Linked DNA regions of Mus musculus: regions 2 and 3 are each linked to region 1. Evidence: chromatin loops called from intact Hi-C (ENCODE). Cell type or tissue: gastrocnemius. All regions are shown on one strand.

Evidence for each region. A loop is a pair of places that touch in the nucleus more often than their neighbours do. Peaks named below come from ENCODE experiments on the same cell type or tissue, not always from the same donor. Only the 100,000 strongest peaks of a DNase experiment are listed, where the experiment ranks them.
Region 2: a loop joins it to region 1, with 5 times the contacts of the local background. A loop is called at or near these places in 20 of 42 quality-filtered maps.
Region 3: a loop joins it to region 1, with 5 times the contacts of the local background. A loop is called at or near these places in 18 of 42 quality-filtered maps.

The regions. Positions count from the first base shown.
Region 1 is chr5:108,851,624-108,859,623 of GRCm38, forward strand. It overlaps Vmn2r9 (vomeronasal 2, receptor 9), which reads right to left and starts at 887. Exons shown (of 6, transcript NM_001104621.1): 1 at 685-887. The coding sequence starts at 887. In gastrocnemius, no CTCF peak of the experiment used is centred here; a DNase peak (open chromatin) is centred at 4,374.
Region 2 is chr5:109,080,361-109,088,360 of GRCm38, forward strand. Vmn2r12 (vomeronasal 2, receptor 12) reads right to left here. Exons shown (of 6, transcript NM_001104623.1): 5 at 7,492-7,615; 6 at 5,489-6,351. The coding sequence ends at 5,489. Among named protein-coding and RNA genes, the nearest start is that of Vmn2r12, 14 kb to the right of the region's middle. In gastrocnemius, no CTCF peak of the experiment used is centred here; no DNase peak of the experiment used is centred here.
Region 3 is chr5:109,090,423-109,098,422 of GRCm38, forward strand. Vmn2r12 (vomeronasal 2, receptor 12) reads right to left here and starts at 7,442. Exons shown (of 6, transcript NM_001104623.1): 1 at 7,243-7,442; 2 at 2,341-2,623; 3 at 987-1,790; 4 at 1-163. The coding sequence starts at 7,442. In gastrocnemius, no CTCF peak of the experiment used is centred here; no DNase peak of the experiment used is centred here.

The DNA.
Region 1 (8,000 bases):
CAGAATATTATCCTTTCGGTTCTTTTACACATCAATTTAATATTTATCTTTTAGTGTGTTGTTACTATGTCAATTTCAAAAAAGTTATCAAATTTCTCTTAACATTTCAGTCTTCCTAATTCTTTGAGATCCTTTAAGTGATGTCTGAGTACAATATCTTCTCTCCATCTGAAATGTGCTCATCTGCCCCAGCACAGTTGGCACTTTATCTGTTACTATTAGCAGCTACCTCTCATTAGGAGTAAAAATACCAAACGTGCTCATTTGCATTTTCAATTGAGAGTTTGGAGGTAAGTTTTTCTTTCTAAATCTGAAACATGCATTGAAACAGTTCACATATTTGTAATTATAAACTTTATTATGGCTTATAAAAGGGTCACCGATGAAAATTTCCACTATTTTTTAATGGGGTGTGGGATAATACAGGATACATCAGAAATGAAATTCCTACTGATATAACACAGAAGTATCATAATGTGAAGCCACCATCACAATCCATTGTAGTAAAGCTAAACTAAACTGTGACGCATTTTAAAGAATTATAGTAGTGATTGATGTTATAATTAATTTTCAGTGGTTCATAAAGTACACGAGGAAGAAGAGGGCAGAACCTCACAGTTGGTGTACACAGCTAAATATTTATAATACATAACATTGAAATAGGAACTAAAATTAATGACTTACCTAAAATCAACAATATTATAAAAATTGATTTCTGTACTTTCATCGTATGTCCAAAGGAAAAAATTACAGTCGCTTCTCAAATCTCCATCATTTTCTTCATTATTCTTTATCCTCCAAAAGCAAATGGGTTCAGTTACATGGCAGAAGATGAGAGAAAACTTCAGGAGCCAAAAGGAAATAGTGAAAGTACGCAGCTTCTTCATGTCTGCTAGGATCTAAGATGGAGCAATTGAGAAATCCGTTTCTTCTGCAGACAAACATCACACACACACATACACCTGTGTGTCTCTTTTAAGGATCCTGCTCTCAGAAGATCAACTTAATTATATTCAACAGTTCCTTTCCATTCATTCTATGTCATGCTCCCTGGATACATAGGGAAAATTCTGGCCTCAAGCTCTACATCTGAGATCTGAAAACTTTTGATCAAACCTTTTTTGAAAACATGTTGTAAAGATCATGTTTTCCATCCTCAGGTGCCATGATTTCATTCATATCCATGACATAATTCTTCCCAGGGATAATCTTCCCCTGGACAGCTTGGACCAAACCATGTCAACAGCCATATGTATAAACACTAAGGATTTTATCAGAACTTCCACAGTAAGACAAGAGTTGAGAAGATCATAAATGTTCCATATTATTCAGACTTTGAGTTGAATCATGGGACATCATGTCTTCCATTGTCTAGTGTAGGGAAGGGCAGTCTGACATACAGCATTGAGCCAGGAGTGAGCATTCTTTCTCTTGTTCATATAGTATTGTATGCTAGTCATATTTATAAAATCTCCTTAAACTTCCTGTGATTCTAGTCATCCGGAGAAAATGTCATTATGCTAAATCCAAAAATGCCTGGAATTGTAGAGATTCAACACCCATCCTGTCCAATATCAGTACTTGTGCAGACATTCACTCAGTTACTATGCTGATCTCTTACCTGTAATCAGTCCCTGGCCCTCAGTGCCATTTGATGAAACATTTCTTTATTTGATTTTTGTTCTTAATTCATTAATATGATTGAGAACAATTTTGTGCATTTACTCAAAGGAATGAAAGAATTTAAATGTCATTTAGGAGAGAGAATTTTATTGCTAATGTTAGTATATACTTTATATTTTTCATTCATGTCTAGTTGGTATTTGTTTTGAAATAGTTCTGTCTTGGGTTACATTGTAAGAACACAGATGTATGTCTGTTATGCTAATTTTTGTAACTTGGTTAGATTACAGTGAGTGACACAGATGGAGTATTGGATTTGGTTTGTATTTTTTGAACTACCTTATATTTTTGCCCATACTATCCACACTGAATTAACTGGAGTCTTTAACTCCATTGTTTGAAAGGTTGTTATGTCACTAGCTTATAATAAAATGTTGCTATGGAGTCTATTGTACTCTCTTAGTTACTATGAATAAGAATTTGTTTCACACTTTGTTTGAATTATGACTTTGTCAGTTTAAATAATTTTCAGTAATTTTGCAGACCTAAGGATTGGGTAAGTTGAGTGTCTTCTTGAGATAGGCTCTACTTTTTGTATACTTGGTGGTAATATGCACCTCTATCTGATTTATGGCTCCTGAAACATACAGAACTGGAGGTCTGGAAACAGACATCCTAAGGATACACATTAGATTTCCTGGACTGCTGAGTCATGGGACAATAAGGGGATGTACACCTGGGACTCAAGGCTAGGGGGGTGAAGATTCTCTTGACCTTGGTGGAAAGAGTAGAGACTTTTGGGTTGAGAAGAAATGTCTTATGTACATTCTAGCAAATTGTTTCTGTTAGCTGTGTCTTTGTTTACCAAGATTCTGTGACGTATGTAAAGACTAAGAGAGTTAAACTCGAGGAAGCCACAGTATTGACTGGAAAACCCTCTCTGATTTCTCACAGTGTTTCTGAATTTTCTTTTCTATCTTTCCTATAGTCATTCTCATTGCCCCTCGGAGAACTGCTTGAGGTAGTACCAACATATCCTACATTTTCAGCATGTACAGATTGAAATTTAAGTTTTGACTGCAGAACATGAGGTGATCACTGATGACATTAAAGTTTTAACAAAGCATGACATAAAGGCCCATCACACAGAGACAGTGCTGTCAATACCCCTTCCCTTATACCTCTGATACATTCACAGCATAAACAAGACAGTTTCCAATAATTAGGGGATGAAAGAAATAACATTGGTGAACAAGGCTGCTGAGGATAAATACAGAATATTGTTCTTTTTGCCTATGTTCTAGACACTGAGTTGGGATTTCTGTAGCAGGTATGTGACATTGCTAAGGGTCTGTACCTGAAAGTGCCTTAGATGGCTTCCCTCTTATTGTACATACTGTGGGTTTTGTATTTCCATAAAAGTCAGAGATCTCAGCTAATCCTCATTGTCTCCCCTTCTTCAAGTAAAACATAGGCATTAGGACTGGTCGTGTCTGCTCTCTTTTATTTGTATGTTCTATAACTTCAGTTCCACTTGTTCTGTGTGGCAGTTCTCAAGAATTCTCTCCGATACATGTGAAAGTGAAAAACAAAGTTAAAATGTCCACAAAATGAGCATTCACCAAGTCTGTCAGATTTAAAAAATGGGAATGGATGACATAGGCTGACTTTCATTTGAGAAAACAAAGAGGACTTGTGTATAGATAGGATTTAATGCATCATGTTTCTTATAGGAAATGAATCAAAATATTGCTTTATTTGATATTCAGTATTTCTTAACTTTTGTGATTCTATTTAGAAAGGGGCACCATGAGAATATGAACTTAGCTTGAAAAAGTCACCAACAATGTAGTCAAGATGAGTCATAATGGAGCATGTGGAAAATGCATGTGATCCTGAACAAAGGAAGATGCTGAGACAGGAGGATTGTTTGTTCAATACCTTCCAGGGCTCTCTATGATATCCTGCCTTACTTTGAATTACTCTTTTTCTTAATGATAAATGCAACCTAGCATGTTGACACATTCCTTTAATTTTAGCAATCAGAAGGCAAGACAGGGGTTATTTGTGAGTTTGAGGCTAAGTCTGTCTACCTATCAAGTTCTACACTATCCAAAGTTCCAAAACAGACTCTTTCTCAATGGCTTTTCCCATGAAAATTGGGTATTTAAATGTCAACACACCTAAGTTGTCAGCTTGAGACTTTGCTTCAGATATTAAGATACTCACGTGATATAGCAATGTATTACCACAAAATTATACAAAGTTATTAATAATGGTTTGTAATCTGAAGTTGACTCTATATATTTGAAAATTACTATAAGGAAAGAGTCAGAACCAGCAGTAATGCAAGTCAGAAAGAGATGAGGAACCAGCTTGCTAGTTCAGAAAAATATTTTCTTTGGAAAATGGATTCTAAATCTTATATGAAGATATAGTTCTGTTATTTTTATAGAAAAAGAACATTGGGATCTTGTATCCCAGGTCTCTTAGAGACCAGTCCGTGCAGGAGAGGGTATGGGCTACAGAAGCAATCGAGCTTCTTGGACAGGGTCACTTTGAGTCTACATCCTCAGCCAGGCGGCAGAGCTGAGACCCAGACATCTGGGCACCTGCCCTGCCAGAGGAGATTTGGCCTCCAGGGAGGGCTCTGACCCTAGGATGCAGGTGAGAGCTCCATCTTGTATCCTGGGTCTCTCAGAAACCAGTCAGGACAGGAGAGCATGCACAGGCAGCAGAAGCAACAGAGCTTCTTGGACAGGGTCACTACCACCTTCATCTTCAGCCAGGAGGCCGAGCTGAGACCCAGACCTCTGTGCACCTTCCCTGCAAGAGGAGTGCTTACCTGCAGAGAGTGCTCTGACCACTGGGACTCAAGAGAGAGTTGGACTCCCAGTAGTGCTGACAGAGCCTAATAGAATCACAGGAGGAATAAGCTCCAGCCAGAGACAGCTAGAACATACAACACCAGAGATTACCAGATGGCAAAAGGCAAATGAAAGAATCTTACTAACAGAAACCAAGACCACTCACCATCATCAGAACGCAGCACTCCCACCTCAGCCAGTCCTGGATACCCAAATACACCGCAAAAGCAAGATTCGGATTTAAAATCATATCTCATGATACTGGTAGAGGAATTTAAGAAGGGCATTAATAACTCACTTAAAGGAATACAGAAGAACACTGCTAAACAGGTAGAAGTCCTTAAAGAGGAAGCACAAAAATCCCTTAGAGAATTATAGGAAAACACAACGAAACCATGGAATTGAACAAAACCATCCATGATCTAAAAATGGATGTAGAAACAATAAAGAATGGAATTGAACAAAACCATCCATGATCTAAAAATGGAAGTAGAAACAATAAAGAACAATGAAAGGGAGACAACTCTGGAGGTAGAAATCCTATGAAAGAAATCAGGAACCATAGATGTGTTATTCAGTAACAGAATACAGGAGATGAAAGAGAGAATCTCAGGTGGAGAAGATTCCATAGAAAACATAGACACAACAATCAAAGGAAATGCAAAATGCAAAAAGATCCTAACTCAAAACATTCAGGAAATCTATTACACAATGAGAAGAGCAAACCAATGGATAATAGGAGTAGATGAGAATGAAGATTTTGAACTGAAAGGTCCAGCAAATATCTTCAAGAAAATTATAAAAGAAACCTTCATTACCCTAAAGAGAGAGATGCCCACGAACATACAAGAAGCCTACAGAACTCCAAATAGACTGGACCAGAAAAGAAATTCCCCCTGACACACGATAATCAGAATAACAAATGCATTAAATAAAGAAAGAATATTAAAAGCAGTAAGGGAAAAATGTCAAGTAACATATAAAGTCAGGCCTATTAGAATTACACCAGACTTTTCACCAGAGACTATGAAAGCCAGAAGACCCTGGACAGAGGTTATACCAACCCTATAAGAACACAAATGCCAGTCCAGGTTACTATACTGAGCAAAACTCTCCATAACCTTAAATGGATAAACCAAGCTATTCCACGACAAAAACCAAATTTACACAATTTCTTTCCATGAATCCAGCCCTTCAAAGGATAATAAAGGAAAAGATGCAACACAAGGAGGGAAATGATGCCCTAGAAAAAGCAAGAAAGTAATCCTTCAACAAACCTAAAAGAAGATGGCCACAAGAACAGAATCCCAACTCTAACAACAAAAATAACAGTAAGCAACAATTACTTTTCTTTAATATCTGATAATATCAATGGATTCAATTCCTCAATAAAAAGACATAGAGTGACTACTGAAACAGGTCCCAACTTTTTGCTCTATACAGGAAGTCCACCTCAGGGACAAAGACAGACACTACCTCAGAGTAAAAGGCTGGAAAAGAATTTTCCAAGCAAATGATCCAAAGAAACAAGCTGGAGTAGCCATTCTAATATGGAATAAAATCAACTTCCTACCCAAAGATATCAAAAAGGACGAAGAGGGGCCCTTCATCCTCATCAAAGGTAAAATCTTCCAAGATGAACTCTCAATTATGAATATCTATGCTCCAAATGCAAGGGTAGCCACATTTATTAAAGAAACTTTAGTAAAGCTTAAACTACACATTGCACCTCACACAATAACAGTGGGAGACTTCAACACCACATTCACATCAATGGACAGATCCTGGAAACAGAAACTAAACAGAGACACAGTCAATCTAACAGAAGTTATGAAACAAATGGATTTAACCGATATCTACAGAACATTTTATCCTAAAACAAAAGGATATACCTCTTCTCAGCCCCTAATAGTACTTTCTCCAAAATTGACCATATAATTGGTCACTAAATAGGCCTCAATGGATACAAAAATATTGAAATAATCCGATGCATCCTATGAGATCACCATGGACTAAAGCTGATGTTCACTAACATCATAAATAAGAGAAAGCCAATATTAATGTGGATGCTGAACAATACTCTACTCAGTGATAATTTGGTCAAGGAAGAAAGAAAGAAAGAAATTAAAGACTTTTTAGAGTTTAATGAAAATGAAGCCACAACATACCCAAACTTATGGACACACAAAAAGCAGTTCAAAGAGGAAAACTCAGCTCTGAGTTCCTCCAAAAAGAAACTAGAGAGAGCATACACTAGCAGCTTGACAGTATACCTAAATGCTCTAGAACAAAAGGAAGCAAATTCACCCAAGAGGAGTAGAAGGCAGGAAATAATCAAACTCAGGGGGCGAAATCAACCAAGTGGAAACAAGTAGAACTATACGAAGAATCAACCAAACCAGGAGCTTGTTCTTTGAGTAAATCAGCAAAGTAGATAAACCCTTAGCCAGACTAACTAGCAGGCACAGGGACACTATCTTAATTAAGAAAATCAGACATGAAGTGGGAGACATAACAACAGAACCTGAGGAAAATCAAAATATCATCAGATTCTACTGCAAAAGACTATACTCAACAAAACTGGAAAACCTGGATGAAATGGACAACTTCCTAGACAGATAGCAGGTACCAAAGTTAAATCAGGATCAGATTTACGATCTGAACAGTTCCTTATCCCCTAAAGAATTAGAAACAGTCATTATATTCTCCCAACCAAAAGAAGCCCAGGACCAGATGTTTTTGGTGCAGAGTTTTTTTTTTCCATTTTTTATTAGGTATTTAGCTCATTTACATTTCCAATGCTATACCAAAAGTCCCCCATACCCAACCACCTCCACTCCCCTACCCACGCACTCCCCCTTTTTGGCCCTGGCGTTCCCCTGTACTGGGGCATATAAAGTTTGCAAGTCCAATGGGCCTCTCTTTGCAGTGATGGCCGACTAGGCCATCTTTTGATACATATGCAGCTAGAGACAAGAGCTCCGGGGTACTGCTTAGTTCATATTGTTGTTCCACCTATAGGGTTGCAGATCCCTTTAGCTCCTTGGCTACTTTCTCTAGCTCCTCCATTGGGAGCCCTGTGATCCATCCATTAGCTGACTGTGAGCATCCACTTCTGTGTTTGCTAGGCCCCGGCATAGTCTCACAAGAGACAGCTACATCTGGGTCCTTTCAATAAAATCTTGCTAGTGTATGCAATGGTGTCAGCGTTTGGATGCTGATTACGGGGTGGATCCCTGGATATGGCAGTCTCTACATGGTCCATTCTTTCATCTCAGCTCCAAACTTTGTCTCTGTAACTCCTTCCATGGGTGTTTTGTTCCCAATTCTAAGGAGGGGCATAGTGTCCACACTTCAGTCTTCATTCTTCTTGAGTTTCATGTGTTTAGCAAATTGTATCTTATATCTTGGGTATCCTAGGTTTGGGGCTAATATCCACTTATCAGTGAGTACATATTGTGTGAGTTCCTTTGTGATTGGGTTACCTCGCTCAGGATGATGCCCTCCAGG
Region 2 (8,000 bases), 230 kb after region 1:
ACTGGCTCATCTCCTCAACTTTCTGAATGGGTACATTGCTGTGAGAGAACCAGTGTTAAGATATGGAAGGAGACATAGCACACAGCTCAAATATGCTCTTGCTTTATGTATGGGACTTAGTGGAAGGTTTCACAGATTCCAGGTCATTTTAGATGCCCATTTGCATTTTACTATTAACTTCAACATTAAGATGGGAGTATATTTCTTTCCTTTTTAAAAAAGATTTATTTAGCGAGTATATTTTTGATTATCACTTCTTTTCATGGTATGTTAGATACTGCTTTTGCCATCATTTATATAGCCTGGATAGCTTAGGATTTTCACCGGCTTTGTAGGATTTTTATTTCAGTGGAGCAAGGATATGAGAACATAGAGTGTTTGTTAACACCCAAACAACATAGGCATATCTGAACTTTCCTTGGTGTGTTCACACAGAAAATGTAAGTAAAGTTTGATTTGGCTCTGAATAGAATTTAAAGGGGCTCATAACATTTCATAACAAAAAAAAATAAGCATATAACACAATCATATCACTAAGGGGATTTAAACAATAAATATTAAGGATTATGTTAATACATTATCTGGAATATCCAGATATGAATTGGTGATTATAGAGAAGGCTCTGGGGATGGGCTTTAGCACTTGGACTGTGGTGCCCTTGGTGTGGCCTCCCACAGCACCCTCCTCTGAGCACACTGAGATCTTTCAGTTTCATGAGTTCCCACACCTCTTTTCATAGTGCATCTATTACTTTTGTCTTTCCATGTGGGTTTCAGGTATATTCACCTGCCTGGCACCTCCATCTCTCACATTCTTTTCTGGCTTTTCATTACCTTTTCTGTTGATGCCACTTCTAATTTGGTACACAGAGTCTTTCACTTATTTCTTCTCCTCCTGTTCTGTTGAACTCATTTCATGTGTTCCTACTTTCAGATCTTGTAGTTTCTGATTTGTGTGTGTACATTAGTGTATATGTGCTTTTTAAAGATTGCAATAGTTAAAATCGCCATTATATTCATCTGTTTCCCTATTTTCTAATCTCGTCCCATGGGATTCAGTTATTCGTGGGTGTGAGGGGGACCGCAAACCTGGAAGGAGATGGGAGGAAGAAAGAGGAATAGGAGACCAGGAAGGGTACCTATCGAGGTCTTGTTTATTATGCTGAGGTGCCTTCTTTTTAAAGCATACATCTCAGGGAATATGGGAGAGGTCGAGGGAGAATTATACAAAGAAGTGGGCATCTGCTGACATGGGGGCCGAAATCAGGCACCAGGCAGTGGGCACTCTGGATCTTATCTCTGGAATATCTATCCTCCTTGACAGCCTTGGGTGTCAGGCTGGGCTCAGGCATAACTCATGTCCTTGGATGGCATGGGAGTTCAGGAAGAGATAGGGAAGAGGGGACTATAATTCAGCTTTTACAGCCTTAGGTGCCAGGAAGGGAATAGGGAGAAAGGGGGTGATAACTAGCTCTTAGCACCAGGCCATTTGGCCTGTTAGGGAGATTGTGAAGGGCTCACTTTCTCATGGGATGGTCTCTGACAATTTTCTATCAAAATTAAAATTATTTAAGTTCCTTTCTGAATTGTCTGTGGATGTCTCTCTATTGCCTGTTTGTTCTTAGGGTTTTAGTAATTTGATATTTTTCAAATCATGCCACTTGACACATTTAAAAATTTCCTGTAGTTAAAGTTGAGTTCAAGAACCTGAACTTAGGTGGCTGAGGAGATTGCTCAGCAGTTAAGAGCACTGACTGACTCAAGAAGAACGAAGGCCAAAATGTGGTCACTTCACCCTTCTTAGAATTGGGAACAAAACACCCATGGAAGGAGTTACAGAGACAAAGTTTGGAGCTGAGATGAAAGGATGGACCATCTAGAGACTGCCATATCCAGGGATCCATCCCATAATCAGCCTCCAAACGCTGACACCATTGCATATACAAGCAAGATTTTTCTGTCTCTTATAAGGCTATGCTGGGGCCTAGCAAACACAGAAGTGGATGCTCACAGACAGCTATTGGATGGATCACAGTGCCCCCAATGGAGGAGCTAGAGAAAGTACCCAAGGAGCTAAAGGGGTCTGCAACCCTATAGGTGGAACAAAAATATGAGCTAACCAGTACCCCCCAGAGCTCATGTCTCTGGCTGCATATGTATCAGAAGATGGCCTAGTCGGGCATCATTGGAAAGAGAGGCCCATTGGTCTTGCAAACTTCATATGCCTCAGTACAGGGGAACACCAGGGCCAAGAAGTGGACGTGAGTGGGTAGGGGAGTGAGGGGGAGGGTATGGGGGACTTTTGGGATAGCATTGGAAATGTAAATGAATAAAATACCTAATTAAAAAAAAGAGCATTGACTGCTCTTCCAGAGGTCCTGAGTTCAATTCCCAGCATCCACACGATGGCTCACCACCATCTTTATTGGGATCTGATGCTCTCTTCTGGTGTGTCTGAAGACAGCGACACTGTACTCACATAGATAAAATAAATAAGTCTGAAAGAAAATTCTGTTAGAATATAGAAAGTGAAGTTAGTCTGGATAGCATAGTGGAGTGATGCCTGCAGGCACCATAGTTGGAAAATGAGATGTTTGAAGGTAATGGAATTGAGTTCAGTTAGAGTTTAAGAGAAGACAGATAATATGAACAGAGGGGCTGTGGAACATCTCCTCATGCATCTGTAAGAGGACTGTGCTGTCACACTGGTCTTCCTTCTTTAACAACTCCAGGGGCCCAGTGGCTTTTCAGCTCCATGCCACCAATATGCAGATCATATGTTTCTCCTATTTCTCTATTGCTATTTGACTTGTAATTTTGAAAATTCAAGAGTTACCAGGAAAATCCTCATCTGTACTAGGATTTACCCAGGTATCCAGGTACTCACTGAGGACACAGTGAGCAGATACTGTTGTCTCCTGTGTGGTAGGCCCATATCCTCATAATCCAAAGGAGTGTGTTCTGTTATATCATCTCCATTGTTTTCACAAGCACAGAAGCAGAGGTAGAGCTAGAGGCCTTGTGGGAGGTATCAGGGCTCAGGTCTGGATTCAGCATGTTTTTCAAATACCCCAGCCTCCAAAACAACTTTTTCCCTCAGTGGCTGACAGCATAGAGGGCTGCAGTACTACTCAGTTTCTTACTATTCTACATATAGATTCTATAATCTACCTTTCCGTTTTGTTTGCTGCAAGTTCTGACTTACATGCCTGTTGAATTTCTTTAAAAATTTCAAAATAGATTATTAGTCTTAAAATTACAACACTGAATAATGGTCAAGATGAACTGAAATGATTCAATATTAATCAATGAAAGACATAATCAGTATTTGTGATGAATCATGTTACATTAGGTTCTACCTTCTCATCGCACTAAGAATTTGAAAATTTAATATTGATTCTGACTTACATGTTATAAAAATTGAAAATAAGCAGCTAAAGTATGAAAGAATTGTCTGAATTTGCATCTCTATACCTTTATCTACTCCAAGGTCCTTTCTTTGAAATGGAGCAAGTGATTGATTATCAGGTATTTGCAATTCAATGTAATTTTCTTAAATTTATTTTTCTAAGAAGTGACATTTGGTGCCTACACCCAGGCAGATAAGTGCATCAAATTCCAATGAACCAGATTAAAAGAACACTTGGATTTTAGGGGGTTTCCTGAGAAAATCTTGTCAGAGTTTCTTTCAATCTTCTTGTTTTTAAAGATGTTGTGATCGAGTGATAGTTATTGCCAGAGTCCTTAGTTGAAAGAAACAATGAAGTGTATACTCTTACAAAAATTTCCCTCATTCATGGCTTAGGGAAAAGTAAAGAAAATGGTGGGATAGATCTTGCAAGTCAAAGGATGAGGAAGCTGCCTGTGAACATAAATCTTCTACAACTAGCTTAGGTAGACCATGAAGTCTTACCAATAGACCCACAAAATATGACCTGAAGAAGGATCACTGCACTCTGCATGGCAGCATGGAAGTAAGCAAGCTTGCAAAGCTTCTAGCCTACACAACCATTTACTGGAAAGTGTAAATCTGGGAATGGAGGAGGTTGTCATAATCAGGGAAGGGAAGAAATATTGGCCAGGTATTACCAAATAATGAGCCATCAGAACTCAAAAACATGTAATTTTACACATCTCTACAATTTATATTTCAAAATGTATATGTATATATAGATACATATATCCATTCAGTAAGCACTAGTGAAATAAGAGGCCATGTGCATTTTTGGAGTGTATGGAGGGGCTATAAATGGTGTTCTGGAGATAGGAAATATAAAGAAAAAACAATTAAATTATACGATCAAAAATAAACTACAAAATAACACTTAAAAATAAAAGGAACAAATAATACTTTGAGTGAAAATAACACTGAGCAACAACTAATGTTCAGAAATAATTATGTGTATGTGTTTGTATGTACATCTGTGTCATATTAAACCAAATGATCCTTAGTTGTTCCTATTTTGATGACATTTATGAAGTTATTCATCTATAGTCATTTATATATTCACAGACTTCACTGACCTTATTGTGATATAGGCCTTGTGTGTGAATTTTTTCCACTACCATTACCCTCCGTGAATGAAACACATTAATTTTATAATGAAATGGTGTGTTTTCACATAAAGTTCAAGTGCATTATACAGCAGGCACAATCTGAACTCCACAGATTGTAATCTTCTTAGTATGTTACCTGATATTCTGAATATTTTCATAGTACATTAGGAAGCTATTACAAAATCTCAGGCCTCTGAGAGGGCCATCAACAATATGCAACACTGTAACTATGCTCCACACTCTCCTAATATTCAAACTTGTTTCTCTTTCAAATCAGTATCTTCTATTGCATCAGTAATCTGTGATATTCCAAATCCCAACCAAAGCAGTTTAACATTTTGCTGATGTCTTAAATTCTGTAGCTGTAACAAAACATGATGGTCAAAAGAACCATGTGAGAAAAGTCCTATTTCCCTATGTAACTTAGTCACAGTTAACTGAATGAAGTCAAGACAAGAACTTGGATGCAGACACTCAATGAGAGCATGTGTAATAATGCTGATTACTGGCTTCATGTCTATGCCAAGTCCTCTTTCTTATAACTCCCAGAACAATTTGCCCAGAGGTGGCAATGTCACAGCAGTAGGGTCACCTTATATGAAACATTAATTAGGAACATGGCTTAAACACATACCTACAGGTCAAAGTGATGGTTGCATTCATCAACTAAGATTCCTTATTCTCAATGTTTAGGATTATGTACACATGACTGAGACCATTTTCCACTAAAACTTGGTAATTGTTAGTACATTTGGAAGTACTGTGCTGCTGTACAGTGTAAGTACTAACTTTGTATATTACTTAATATTTGTATGATTTAGTGTTATTTTTGTTAAGACAAAGCAAACATATATGATGAGGATCATCAAACATTTTAAAATTACTAAAGATTCCAGAAAGCATGTTATCTTTGTACTTCTGCAGATTTGAATCTAGTCTAATAAGATAACACAACATTTTGGGAGAAAGATGCACCCTAGCAAGCCTGCACTAGAAGCCAAGATGGAGAAAACCTCCACAACCACCATGACCGCTCCCCTGGTGCTGTGGTAGACAGGGAGGAAGGTGATCCAGACACTGCAGTACACCAGCATGCTGAAGGTTAGGAATTTGGCTTCATTGAATCTGTCAGGAAGGTTCCTAGCCAAGAAAGCCACAGTGAAGCTCCCCAGAGCCAAGGCACCCAAGTATCCCAGAACAAAGTGGAAGGCAATGACTGAGCCTTTGTTGCAAATAATGATGGTCTTTCCATATTCAGATTGTGTATCTCTGTCAATAAAGGGAGGAGATGTTACCAACCAGATTCCACAGAGGACAAGTTGGATTAGGGTACAAATGGGAATGACCAAGTTAGGTGCCCCTGATGCCAGCATCCCTCTCATCCTTCTCCCAGGAGTAGTGAGCTTGAAAGCCATGAGCACAGTTATTGTTTTAGCCAACACTGTAGAAATAGCCACTGTGAAAAATACTCCAAATGTGGTCTGCTGCAGGATGCAGGTGGCCAGGTTGGGATGTCCAATGAAGAGCAATGGGCAGAGAAAACAGAAGACTAGAGAGATGAGCAGGATGTAGCTGAGAATGCGGTTATTGGCCTTCACAATGGGAGTATCCTTGTACTTCACAAAAGTGACTAGTACTAGAACCATGAGGGCAGAGAGGAACAGGGCCATGCATCCTAGAGCCATCCCCAGTGGATCTTCATAAGCCAGGAATGACACAGCTCTTTGAAGGCAGTGGGTTTTCTCTAAGTTGGCATACTTATCATCTGGACACCTCACACACTGTTCCATATCTGCTGGCAAACAACAATAGACCCTTATAAGATGTCATGAATATGTAGTTAATAATTTTGCAATTATATTTTTTAGAGCATTTATCGATAAATGTCGAGAATCCATTCCATTACTTATTATTGTAGGGACCACTAACTTAAGTTGTTCTCTATTAACCTATGCTTTGTGATGGGACAAAACACCATCACAGGGAATGGAACAGCAAAAATTATTTATTAAAGAAAAATAATGAAAAGATGATGAATATAAATATGTATAATCTCAGATTATTTAATTCCTCAAACTATAAATTCACTACTCACAGACAAGTGTAGTGTGCAGGCATAGTTACTGATGCTAGTTTATGAAATACATTATGTACTTTGTTTTCTTTGAGAGTTGTGTCCTTGTCTGTATCTACACATAGGCACCCGAACATACATTTCCTCATGCAAATATTTACAGAAAGGAATATTTTCATTCTTGAAGCTGTTTGCCTCATAGGCATATGCATGTCCCTCTCATTGTGGTAAGATCTCTTTCTTCCCAGCTACATATTCTAAATGGTATGGCATGAAATTTATGGATATTCACATTCACCTGTCTTTCCTCAGGTAGGCTTTGTTTGATAATATGCACTCTCCCATCTCTTGTTGCATTCTTGAAATCTTCACTCTTGTTCTAATTCTTTGACAGGAAATCGTTAATCCTTTAAGCCATCTAAGCTCTTAAAATATATTTCATTAAATAACAACTGTGACCCTGATCATCTGGTCTTTGACAGGGATTAGGATGGGTGATCGAGGAACAGATTGTGGATTGGTCATGTAGTCAAGTTTCTTTGTACAAAGAATCAAAGAAGAACAAATATATGCATAGACTATGCCTAATATTTTTGTTTAAAAAATAGTTAAACAGGTATATCCCCCTAAATATTTTCCATATAATAAAATTAGTAACGTTCATATTGTGAATGAAATGCATTGTTTGTCAAAAATATTGCAAGTTATTTGCTGGGTAGAAAAGAAGTAGACATTTCTTGCCAAGTTCTGAAACATGGAAAATTTAGGTCTTCATTTTCCATCTAGGACTTATCATATTTCTTGTTTGGAAAAAGAAGGCATTCGAATTCAGCAATTTTGCTTCTGCATGCAAGCATGTACCTGTTTCATTGGAAACCTCATTTTCTGGGCACTGAACACAGTCAAAGCAGCAGTCTGCTGTTTGTTTCCGATGAATTTTCCTGAATCCAGCAGTACATGCCACACTACACATGGAGGAGGGAACCTGAGGCAATACATAAATATTATATAATGTGTGTGTGTATGTCTATGTAGTTTATGTATACATCATATGTATAATGACCTGCAGATTGATATGTGGGACATTAACAGATATTGTTACAAATATTCCTCTGATAACTAGCATTACTTAACAGTTTCAAGAACATTATTGTTTTGTGTTACCCTGCAATGCACTGAATGGCATACAACATTTACTATATCATGTAATATTTTATATGTAACATTGAGCTTGTCGCAATTTGAAATTTTTCTTCCTAAGCTTATTAATCCAAATGTAATATTTATGTGGCATCAATTTCTCTCCCATGAAATATATATATTACCCTGAGATTCCATCTCAAACCAGTCATAATGGCTAAGATCAAATG
Region 3 (8,000 bases), 240 kb after region 1:
AACAAGGCAAATAGTATCCTATTTTTACTTTTAATCCAAGGCCTTTTGGAAAATTCCAAATGATGAAAATGTCATAATCTGCACACTGACTCTCCTGATGCTTCATGTTCACCAGTTCTCCAAAAGGGTTAGTAAATATCCTGGATTTCAGCATGGAAGACACCTAATTGAGATGCACCATTAGACGTTTACACATGCACATCAAAAAAGGGAATGGGAAATTGAGAATTTTCCATAATTTCTTAATGAATTTCAGAAAGACAGCTGTATTAAAGTAATCTCTTGTAGTAAAATACAATATGCATCATGGATGATTAAAAACTAATATACTTCATATTAATGTCCATGGTAGAATGTGCTAGAAAATATAATTACCAGATAGCGAGTACACTGTGTGTGTGTGTGTGTGTGTGTGTGTGTGTATGAGCATGTTCCTTAGAAATGGTAGTTTTGAAAACATTAAGGCATGTATGTGCAAATGAAATGGAAGTCTGAATGTCTACAAGTTGTGGGTCTTGCATGTACATACAGTTATACATTATGAGATACACATAAACTTAGTATAATGTGCAGTCACAATCATTTATGGTTTTGTAAATAACTAATTTAAATGAGTAATTATTAATCATAGCTCATGTATCAATTCTTGAGAAATTATTCTTTAGAAAAACATTCTAGTCTAGTTATCACTTAAACGTTTTATGATAAAACTCTTTGGCTCCTATTTTAAATTTTGAAAATATTTGGTGAAATGTTGAGACACATTTTCACAAAATTTACTAATAGCATAAAAATGTATTGTCTGTTATCAAATGTGATCCTTGTGCATGATATTTATCCATGTTAAAGATTCATTAGGGAGATTTGCAGTGTAGAAATCTTTCTGCTGAGAGAATAATATCTAACAAATGTACAGTTGTTTCTTTGGGTCCATTTAAAAGATCCCATTGATATATCTGAGCATAATGAAATTTAAGAAACTTTACCTGCTGACAGTCAGTGAATGTTCCTTTGGGTACTTCTGTTTGCTGAGATTCTACTTGTTGAAGAATGAGTTCATGGTAGGTGTGGGCCACAGCATACACAGCATTATACAGATTGTAACCTTCCTCACTCAGAACCATGTTATATATGTGCAGTGCTGTCCATTCCAATGTGTTGTTGAATGTAAAATGATCCTTTTTATTGCTGTTCTTAGAGAAGGAACAATTAAAAGAATTCCACTGCAGTATAGACTCAGAAATGTTTATTGGGTATTTTTCATTGTTCATTGTTTGCAAGAAATTCCTAAAGTTAGCAATATCACCTACATGGTGTGCAAAAGTGACAGTCCCTTGGAAGAAATCGAGGGTGAAATCTTTTTTATTTGTGATAACGTCCCATTGCAAGGTTGCGATCCAGATTCTCCTTACACCTTTATCTTCCCACCTTCTAAAGCTGACTTCTAGGGTAGAGTTCATTTCACCATAAATGATAACAACCTTTGCTGTTGATTCCATAATTTGTTTGTCATATATCTCAGCCCTTGTCATATATAACTGCATGTCTTCTGGGATCATATTAACAAAAGCTAAACAGATTCCATGTCCTTGCATTTCTTCTCTCAAGTCTGATAGAAACTGAATACACTGGTCATCATCTGAGATGACCAATCCTATCCAAGTCCATCTAAAATGAAGCATCAAGGAGACCATACCATGGGACAAGTGTGTGTCCTTGGTGGCTACCTGATGGACATTGGGAAACAGGTCATGGTTACTCAGTTTAGGATTAAATGGTCCAAAGAAAACCTAAAGGATGTAGAAGAGAGGATGAAACATGCACATGAGGAATAAAGTTGTTAGAATATTTGGACTGATACACAGGTAATATTATTCACATTCCAGAACTCATATTAAAGATATTAAGATTATTATATAAATATTATGTATTATTCCTATTAGATTCTAGAGTATTCTTGACAGTTTGCCTGTTTTCCCAGTACATCTATGATCCTATTATGTACTCTTTATTATGTGTGTGTGTATGTGTGTGTGTGTGTAAAACAGTGCACTCATAAATGCATATTCTCCAATTTTCTTGTAGGTACATGTAAATCGAATTTAAAAGTTGTTAACTTGGGCTATCGAGCTGGCTGATTGGTTAAGAGCACTGACTGCTCTTCCAGAGGTCCTAAATTCAATTCCCAATAACCACATGGTTGCTCATCACCACCTGTAATGGGATCTGATGCCCTTTTCTATTCTTTACAAAGGCAATGACAATGTACTCACCTACATTAAATAAATGAATCTTTAAACACAAAAAGTTGTTAACTCATCCAGTGTCACATATTCTTACCCTTGGTGTCCCATGATGAATTGACAGTTTTACAGATGTTTTCCATGATGGTCCTATAAGGCTTATGTAACAGGTTTCATAAAATACACAGATATTATCAGTAAATTGTACAGTATGGTTTTTTTCTGAATATATTTTATCCAGATTTTCCAATGTTTTTTCACACTGACCAGAAGCAATGGGGGATATCAAAGACATGTTGGGTAAAAGATAAGGATTCTTGTTGATTTCATCAGTAGCAAAAAACAGTACTAGGAAAAACTCATATCTTCTTGCTGGTATTCTAAAACAAGGCATAATTATGATTAAGGGAGATGTTTGAAACATAAAATCCCAATTCCTGTAAATTATGTAATATGAGACATACTAAATTTCTATCTAAAAGTCTTGAAAAAAACCTACTAAATTAGAGATCTTTAGAATTAAATACAATTTAAAAATTCATAGACATAGGGCACTATGATTTGAAAAGTTTGGTATTTGTGAAAATAAAGATTACTTTATCTCTGAATGCTAACCTTGAACTAGATTACAGTCTATTGAAGGAGACTAGTATAAAATAATCTTAAAGTTGTAATTCCACATATACATAATAAAACTATGACTTAAACCACATATTAAATGTATAACACATTCTCCTTAAAACTTTTTATTATTTAAATGCATTGTATACTGTGGAGAGTCAGAGTGCTGCCATGAGAACAGTGTGTATATCCAAGGTCATAAGAGCAGTCTGCGTAGCCCAGGTCAGAGAGTAGATAGTGCAGTCAAGAGGAACTCTTATCTATGTTTATTCTGTAGAGGAACTTTCTCAAGAAGAGTTGTAAGTGCTGAAATGCTTATAAGCTGGAGCTGCAGAAATAAACTTTGAGTCTTGATCAGAATACTGTCTTAGCTCTATGTTTCTCTTGTTCCCCCTTTTCATTTCCAGCCCTCCTTCCAGGTTAGCCCTACTTGACTGTAAGCCACTGAAGGCTACATTATATATCACACATCATAATAATAATGAATATTTTGAGAATCAAATAATACATAAAAATTTTGTTCAACTTTTATGTTCATTTCCTTTCATACCCTAAAAATACTATTAATGCATATTTAATAATATCCAAAACTGAGGATCCTATATTTAATATTGAGTACTGTCTTAGTCAGGGTTTCTATTCCTGAACAAACATCATGTCCAAGAAGCAAGTTGGGGAGGAAAGGGTTTATTCAGCTTACAATTCTATACTGCTGTTTATCACCAAGGAAGTCAGGACTGGAATTCAAACAGGTCAGGAAGCAGGATCTGATGCAGAGGCCATGGAGGGATGTTCTTTACTGCTTCCCCTGGCTTGCTCAGCCTGCTCTCTTATAGAACCAAGAATACCAGCCCAAAGATGGTCCCACCACAAGGGGCCTTTTCCCCTTGATCACTAATTGAGCAAATGCCTTACAGTTGTATCTCATGGAGGCATTTCCTCAACTGAAGCTCCTTTCTCTGTGATAACTCCAGCTGTGACAAGTTGACACAAAACTAGCCAGTACAAGTATCAAATGGTTACAAAACATAGAAAATATTTTTTTTTTGAATTAAGCATAGTAAAAGAGCATAAAATATTAAAAGATTAACACTAAAAATATATTCAAAAGCCCTTATATGATACCACCTGATATAGTGTGAGAGTGTTCAACAACACATTATATATCTGTGTATATTGTATAATAATCAGTTTACTTAAAAAAGATTATCAGTGTTTTTAGGTGAGAAACTATTTTATCAATAACTATTTTACAAATTTCAAAATAGGAAAACCTTTTTGAAGTTAAACATTAAGAAAATGCTTATTAGTCGGGTGTGGTGGCACACTCTTTTAATCCCAGAACTTGGGAGGCAGAGGCAGGTGGATTTCTGAGTTCGAGGCCAGCCTGATCTACAAAGTAAGTTCCAGGACAGCCAGGACTACACAGAGAAACCCTGCCTCGAAAAACCAAAAAAAAAAAAAAAAAAAAAAAAAAAAAAAAAAAAAAAAAAGCTAGTTAGAAAAATTATCAATATTTCCATGATGTTTGTAGAACATGATTTTAATATTTTTAAGTATTAACATTCAATAAACAGATTATTTTAAGATATATTTCATTTAATTTTAATTGTCTACTGCAAAATGTACGTGATGATACAATATATCACATAAGGAAAATATTATCCTTTATGCTCTTTTATACATCAATTTAATGTTACCTTTAGTGTGTCACTATTATATCAATTTCATCGAGGTATCAGATTTCTGTTAGCATCTCAGTCCTCCTAATTCTTTGAGATTCTTTAAGTGAAGTCTAAATACAGAGATCTTCATGGTCCATCCTTTCATCTCAGCTCCAAACTTTGTTTCTGTAACTCCTTCCATGGGTGTTTTGTTCCCACTTCTAAGGAGGGGCATAGTGTCCACACTTCAGTCTTCATTTTTCTTGAGTTTCATGTGTTTAGGAAATTGTATCTTATATCGTGGGTATCCTAGGTTTTGGGCTAGTATCCACTTATCAGTGAGTACATTCTCTCCATAAGAATGTGTTCATCTGCCCCAGCACAGTTGATAGTTTATCTGTTACTATTAGCATTTACCTCTCATTAGGAGTAAAAACACCAAATATGCTCATTTGCATTTTTCAATTGAGGGTTTAGAGCTAAGTTTTTCTCTCTAAACCTGAAAGATGTATTGACATAGTACATATATTTCAATTTTAAACCTTATTATGGCTTATTAAAAAGTCACCAATGAGAATTTTCACTATTTTTCCAATGAGGTATGAGGTAATACAGGATACATCAGAAATGAAATTCCTACTGAACTAACACATACGTATAATAATGTAAAGCCACCATCATTATCAAAGTGTATACAGTTTACTGTGCCTAACAATTGGAAAATGTAGTCTTTAAATCTCAAAGACTTCAAAATTGAATAAGAGATGGAATGACAGTCAGAGACGGAAAAGTATAGGAAACCTCAGTTCATGAAAAAAAGAAGTCCCAGGCACATTGCTTAAATAAAAGGCGAGTGATTTCAACACTCCTTTCATGATCTGAGGCACCAATGGTAACATCTCACATTTCGGATCTCAGAATTAAGTAGCCACTTTGAGAACAGCTTCTCATTCACAAGAAGTGATTTGTTCTCCTAGATTTTCTCTAATGTTATTTCAATATTTATTCAATAATTAATAGAAATATTGGCCATTAATCTGACATTGATGATAAGCCTAACATGTGACTGGACATTTGTATAATTGGATGAAAAGATTATTCTGATAACAGAATATGAAGCCTGGAAGTCTTTTTATACATTCAGTATCAACTCCAGAATGGTAGGAGGGGCTCATTCAAAGACTATTTTCAAAAGCAAAGTGTATATATAAATATGTATATAAATATGTTTATATTACATATATACTCTTTTGGGTCTCCTATCTGCACAGAATGGGTTTCTGGTTGTAGGTGGGCAAAGGAGTCGGTGAGAGAGGGTGACAAACAGACGCAACATGAGAGTGTGTTGGATCTGAATTTAATGTCCAAACGAACACTGGACTTTTTTATACAGAAGAAAAACAAGAAAAGCCAGGTGGAAACATCTGCCAAGTTACAGTGACACAAAACAAAAGGAATGCATATATCAAAAGATGGCAGGGACCAGACCTTGGTTACCACTTAAAATCGAGCCACGTGAATGCTCTGATGTAATGCTAGTCTGTTGTTAAACCCACCACCAGGGGTTCTTAGTAAATACCTGACTATGCTATTCCTTTGGGCCTAGTGAAGAAACCTGTTCCAGGGGAATTCCCATCCACCAATTTCCATGGTTAACCCACCTATTCGCTAGGCCATTGTGTATTCCCATGTTTGGGGCAGACTCGGCTATTGTCCTAAGTAATCACTATGCAGACTAGCCCTGAGCTTATCTAGCTTTGTTCTTTGTAATGCCTAATTAGTTTCACTGTCTCTACTAGAAGCGAATTTGAATGTTAATGAGTAGGCAACATTCTTACTGAATTCCAAGCTCATGGGCCTCAAGGATTTTCTAGGAGCCTTTGGAACACTGGCAGAGGGTTAGCTATATCAAAAAAATCAATCCTTAAAGGCACTTTTAATAAAACAATACTGAGAGAGAGAGCATAAACCAGAATAACGCGGGGACATGATTTGAGTATATGGTCTATGGGAATGCCAAGGTTCCAGGAGGCATAGTTTTCTTGAAACACTTTGCCTTGTGAGTGCTTCCAGGCCTCTCGGCCTGTCAAGTAGACTTCACTGGAGTGAGCATAGCACACAAGTAAATATAGATAGTGTAAGTATACATATTATAGTATACATATTATATATATGTATATATGTATACACACATACACACACACATATAATATATATAATGTTATATATGTAAATATAGAATCAGGTATAGTAGACACACACATACATAAATATTTCAATGTATGAATTTATGCCCAACTGGTTTGGAGACCAAACTTAGATAACCTTTTTATGAAGGCATTTAGATAGTAATCATTGGGAGACAATCGAATACAGGCAGTGATGCAGTCTATATATAGCTCTTGCCACAGGTGGGAACTATGAATTTAAGGCAGATGATGAGACATCTATCAACATATGATATCCACAAAGACTCAACAGATAGACTCCAGACACTCTCATTGTCCAGCATTGTGAATTGGAGTTCAATGTAGTAAAGCTAAACTAAACTGTGACACATTGAAAGCATTAAAATAGCGATTGACATTATGATTATTTTTCAGTGGTTCTTAATGTTACAGGGGGAAGAAGAGGACACAACCACACAGTTTGTGTACACAGCTAAATACATCTAATACATAACATTGGAGCAGGAATTAAAGTTAATGACTTACCTAAAATTAGAAATATTATAAATTTGGTCAATGGGTCCCTCAACTGCTGCAAGGAAAAAACCACAGTCACTTCTCAAATCTCCATCATTATCTTCATTATTCTTTATCCTCCAAAAGCAAATGGGTTCAGTTAAGTGGTGCGAGATGAGAGAAAACTTCAGGAGCATAAAGAATAGAATGAAAACACATAGCTTCTTCATATCTGCTAGGATCTAAGATGGAATAGTCGTGAAATCCGTTTCTTCTGCAGACAAACATCAGAGACACACATAAAACTATGTGTCTGTTTTATGGCTACTGCTCTCTGAAGATCCACTTACTTATATTCAACAGTTCCGTTCCATTCATTCAATGTCATTCTCCCTGGATACATTGGAAAATTTCTGGCCTCAAGCTCTACATCTGAGGTCTGAAAACTTTTGATCAAAACTTTTCTGAAAACATGTTGTGAAGATCATGTTTTCCATCCTCCGGTGCCATGATTTCATTCATATCCATGACATAATTCTTCCCAGGGATAATCTTCTCCTGGAGAGCTTAGACCAGACCATGTCAACAGCCATATGTGTAAACACGATAGATTTTATCAGAACCTCCTTAGTAAGACAAGAGTTGAGAAGGCCATAAATATTCCATATCATTCAGACTTTGAGTTGAATCATGGGACATCATGTCTTCCATTGTCTAGTGTAGAAAATGGCAGTCTGACATGCAGCACTGAGGAAGGAGTTGATTGTTCTCACTGCTATTCATATACT